2 separate regions of the Mus musculus genome follow, and region 2 is linked to region 1. Evidence: chromatin loops called from intact Hi-C (ENCODE). Cell type or tissue: left cerebral cortex. All regions are shown on one strand.

Region 1 (2,500 bases):
TACAGTGGCCAAGAAGGCACCTGAAGGTCTCCAGCCACCGCCAGCCACCATACAGCTCGGTTTTTTTGACAGGGTTTCTCTGTATAGTCCTGGCTGTCCTGGAACTCACTTTGTAGACCAGGCTGGCCTCGAACTCAGAAATCCTCCTGCCTCTGCCTCCCGAGTGCTGGGATTAAAGGCGTGTGCCACCACGCCCGGCCCTCCCTGTACTTTTTAGACTTACTTATTCTTGTGTATATGAGTGATCTGTCCTCAGACACACCCAGAAGAGGGCATCAGATCTCATTACAGATGGTTGTGAGCCACCATGTGGGCCCTGGGAATTGAACTCAGGACCTCTGGAAGAGCAGCAACCAGTGCTCTTAACCTCTCCAGCCTCCCTGTTGTCTGCTTTAACTCAAAGCTTCATGTCAGTGCATGAAGATGAACGCAGGCATAGCTGGACTACACTGTATGTTCCTTTTCTCCGTGTGCACTGATTAAAACTCTGCCCTGCCCCCTTTCTTCATCCCTTTGGTTGGCGTATTGGGATGAGTGGCCAAGTACATCTATCTGTTCAGGCTGCAAGAGCTTGTGTCCTAAAAGTCTGGTTAACCTGGAACATCCTTTGTATGTCCTCCTTTATCTGCCTTACCAAAAGGAAGTCCAGAGGTTACATTTAGGGTCCCAGTTCCAGGATGTGTGGGTTGTGGGGCTCAGGAGAGTTGTTCATATAACCTAAGGAAAAGTCCTCTTCTGGCAGCTTCAAGGGTAGAAGGTCCTGGCCCCGCTGTCCCAGAGCCCTGTGACCTGGTAGAGAGGCCCAGCTACCCTCCAGTGGCGTCCAGGTGTGGTTGGGGTCTACAAGAATGAGAAGTTTCTCTCCAGTGCTCTGAGTTATGGTGGGGCAGAGGTGATCTAAGTGGACATTCACAGGATGTACACTGGATGTCATTTCTTCTGCTCTGATTTAACAGTGACAATAGTCACATGCTTGGAATACTTTGAGTCTCTGTGTATGGCAAAATTGTTCATTTCTAGAGTGCCAGGCGCCCTCTTGAGGATTCTTTGAGAATTGCTCTTTTTGTGTGTGTGTGTGTGTGTGTGTGTGTCTGCTCTCCTCTCCTTCCAGCAGTGTCCCGACCCTTCCAGTCCATTCTCCTACCCATACCATTCCCATAGCTCAGCCCACCCACTTCCTTCCTGGAGACAGATACTTCATTTTGAGGTACCTTTCATATTATGAATCTAGAATGTACCAGATCGATGACTTGGGGCCTCCTGTCTGGAATTGCCTGTGTAAAACAACTTTTCTTGGAATATTTTGGGCTTTTTTTTTTTTCTTTCTAAATGCAACTTAGGTATCTCCGTCATATTTTCAGTAACAAAATTAAAAATGGCAAATGTATTTTCAGGTAGAGCTGTGTGTGGTTGGAAGATCCGAGGCATCTGGAGTAAGAGGGCAGTGACCTCACCACTGCGGTCCCGGGCGCTCCCCTACGGTCAGGTCTCTTCTTCCCCTTTGTCCACCATGGAAGGGGCTTGGCTTAACACACAGCTTTGCTTCAAGCTGAGTCAAGATTTTAGATCATGAAGTCCACATGCGTCCCCTTTACCTCATCTGGCCCTGCTTTCCAGCCAAAGCCAGATGTTTAGGTCTGTCCTGAGGACCAGCAGTTAACAGTGCTGTCAGGACCCTACTTAGGGGCCTGAGAGTGGTGATGGCCATTCCTTTCTATTGAGCAGTAAAAGATGATCCCTGTCTATTTGAATGGCTGCCGTAGGCCCTGAACCCTCTCTACAGATCCCATCCAGAGCCAGACCACCAACTCTCAGGCTGGCACCTGATCGTGTCAGTAACAACCCAGCAGACCCTGTCAGGGATGGGGCAGTGGGTGTCCATACACCTATTATCCTGGAATTCGGGAGGCTGAGACAGTAGGGACTGCCTTGAGTACAGGGCCAACCTGGGCTATCTAACAAAACCCTGTCTCAGAAAGTGGGGAAGGCCCACTATAGCTAAACTCTGGTGTGTCAGTGCATTTCAGCATTTGGCAGGCCAGAGGATTTCAAGCTGAAATCCAGCTCCAGGACACAGGAGCACTCTGTCTCCAAATGCGATTGAAAAAGAAAGAAAAGGGCCTTTCTGAAGGAAGCAGACATATGGGACCAGTAAAGATGATCATAGCCTTATCTTGTCGCCTTGTTCCCACCTGCACCTGCTCAGCTGGCACCTGCCTTCCACTGAGAGAGAGGACACACAGTTGAGATGCAGACGCTATAGAAGACCTAGTCCTCACCTCTCAGGGACTTTAATATTGGACATGGGTCTATTTCAAACCCCAGCTCTTTGACTATGTAGAGGAGGTTGGATGCAGGTTGGTCTCGCTGGTGTTCTGCTGCTCTGAGAGGAAGGTGGGGGATGGAGGGAGAGTGTGCTCAGTGTTATAAAAAGGTCCTGATGTATGTAGGCTTCAGCTGGCTTGGGGGATGGGCCCTGGAGTTATTTCTGGCATATGGT
Region 2 (2,500 bases), 240 kb before region 1:
TTCCACTCTCCTTCGCTGCTGGGGACTGAGCCTTTGCCTCTGTGCTTGCCCTAGATTCCTCATTCCGAAGGCATGTTCAGGGACAGATCGATCTTCTTCACCCTGGCTCAGAAAGAAGCCCGTACTGCTGGAGAGGTCTAGAATTAATCCCTAGCCTCTCCTTGCTCCACTTTCTCCCAGCTGGCTAAATTAAGCAATCATCCTAAAAGGGAATTTCAGGCTGTTTGTGACTCTCTACCTCCACCCCACCCCACCCCACCCTGCGCACAGCGTGTTTAGGGAGGAGAGGGCAAAGCCCTTGGACGAGAGTAATCTCTTTCTAACCCACTTCCACTCGCAGGGATTACTTGTAGGGGGAGGGAGAGGGAAAGAGAAATAAATCGAAGCCTCAGTGCTGGGAAGAGAGGAGGAGACTCCAGCCAGGCCCTGAAGGGCTTTAGGCACGGGATTCCTGAGTCTGGGAGTTCCTTCCCTCCCCAGGGTCCGAAGGCTGGAAAGGCAGAGCCTTCGGGTTTGGCAGTAATAGGCGCAAGAGCGGAAAGGTTCATGGCTTGTGGGCAGATGAAGGTAAAAACTGTCCCTGCTCCTGTTTACAAGTTTTATGTCTTCATATGCTCTCAAGTCATGGATAAAGCCAGCTTATTAGCAAATAAAAAATAACAAGGGGAGGGGGGAGCTCTTCTTTGGGGACAAAGGAAACGGCCCCACTATCGCTGGCTTCTGCTTGTTCTGTGGCCTTAGATAAGTCACTTTGCATTTCTGATCACTAACCTGTCCTCAGTAGAAAAAAAAGGGGGGGGGGGGTTGGGGGCTTTCTCATGAATCTTAAAAGTCCAGATTCCCAAGTGATATGGATCTCCTTCTATGCCTAATGAACAAAGGCCCAGGAGGGTGGACCAGCTGACTCTAGTGGGCCTCGTGTGAGTCCAAGTCAGTCAGGCGCTTGACTGTCTCTAACCTGCACCCCATCCCCACACTCAACAGACACCCTCCCACCCCCCACCTCCCTGCAACCAAATGCGCGCCTTCTTTTGAGATGCTCTCCAGCAGATGGATGTACGCTAATGCTGAAAGCTTCCACTAGAGGGTACCAGGGCTGCGCTGGGATCTTAGATCGCCAAACCCGAGCAAGTCCGGACTTGTAAATCTCTGCTTTGGGAAGCACAGAGCTCTCTCTATTCAGTGCAGTTTGGTCTGATGGACTCCAACGGGGGGTTCTGGCGACTGATGCGGACCATGCTGTATGATTTCCAAATTCTGTGAGCAAATTACTTAAACCTGCGGTGGCCCATTTCACAGTTTGGTGAAATGGGGATTGCAAAATTCGACTTCACACGGAGTGATAGCGTTATGTATCCCGTGACTGTATAGCACGGATGACTGCGTTATTTCCGTGCTAGAGGAAAGTTTTGAGACTTGCTGCGGACAGGGAATGTTAGTGTTACAGTAGATGGGCTCGCAGGAGCCTGGAGTCCCTCCATACAGAAGTGTGGTCCTTTGCCATTTTCTTCAGCCTTACAGTTTTGCACGCCAATGCCGCTGGTTGTTCCGTCTTGTCCTTCAGCCACATCTCAGCACCACAGCGCCTAAACATGTTGCTCCTCTGTCTTTTATCTTGGTTTTCATGGAGGTGAGTTAAATGTCTACTTCCTACTCACGCCCCGGTGAAAACCCTCTTTAATTCCGCCTTGTGATTGCTGAGCTGCCACATATCTGCCTAGCTCTGGCTTTCCCTGTCCCTCTTCTTCTCTCCTCCATTCCCTTCTGGAGATTCTTGAACTAGTGAAGGTTTGGGAAAGGGGAAGGGACAGAGTGTCCAGGGCTTGCGTGTCAGTAGACACGTTACAGCCGCAGGGCAGCCCGGGGTGAAACCACAAGGCAGAGAGAGGCCCCAGGGTAGGCAGCTGACAGGCCCGCCCCCTTTGGCTCCTGCCTTTGCTGTCTCACCCCAGAATTTTCCTGGCAGGAGTGGGAGAAGTTGGTATCGAGTCCTTGAGCCCTGACTCATTCTCTGCCCTAGCTGGGTGCTCCTCAGTTATATCTCTCCAAGTATCTCTCCCGGGTTCTGGGTTAGCTACATGGCTGTGTCAGCTCAGACAGGAAACACCCAGAGAAGCTGAGACATATTACCTACTCATTTAATTCCCATCTGGGGGACCCCAACAAACTTAAACTTTGTACTAGTGGCTTTAAAACGAACAAGCCCTTCCTATATTGCTACATTTAGGACTTGGTATTTTTCAGATTGCTTTAAACAATCATGCTTAACTTTATTTAAAATATATATATATATATATATATAAAAGAAGTTGTAAGAAGTTGTGCAGAAGAAGGGGGAGGGGAAAATGGGACCAGGAAATAACACAGTGACTCAGGGCCCTATCTAGGCACATAACTCAGGTCTCCCAACCCAACTCTAAACTACATTCTTTTCCTTTACTGACTTACTCACAGACCATACTGATATTCTGGCTTTCAGGACGTTATAAAAATGTTCTTT

Evidence for each region. Peaks named below come from ENCODE experiments on the same cell type or tissue, not always from the same donor. Only the 100,000 strongest peaks of a DNase experiment are listed, where the experiment ranks them.
Region 2: it touches region 1 in a loop (2.0-fold over the local background); 5 of 42 quality-filtered maps call a loop at or near these places.

Annotation. Positions count from the first base shown.
Region 1 is chr11:97,071,285-97,073,784 of GRCm38, reverse strand. No RefSeq gene overlaps it. Among named protein-coding and RNA genes, the nearest start is that of Mir8103, 8.8 kb to the right of the region's middle. In left cerebral cortex, a CTCF peak has its summit at 1,019 (motif pointing left); a DNase peak (open chromatin) is centred at 1,041.
Region 2 is chr11:97,308,966-97,311,465 of GRCm38, reverse strand. It overlaps Gm31005 (a long non-coding RNA gene), which reads left to right and starts at 361. Exons shown (of 4, transcript XR_389002.3): 1 at 361-567; 2 at 1,514-1,630. In left cerebral cortex, a CTCF peak has its summit at 1,092 (motif pointing right); DNase peaks (open chromatin) are centred at 1,108 and 1,900; H3K4me3 peaks cover 1,006 bases; H3K27ac peaks cover 1,330 bases.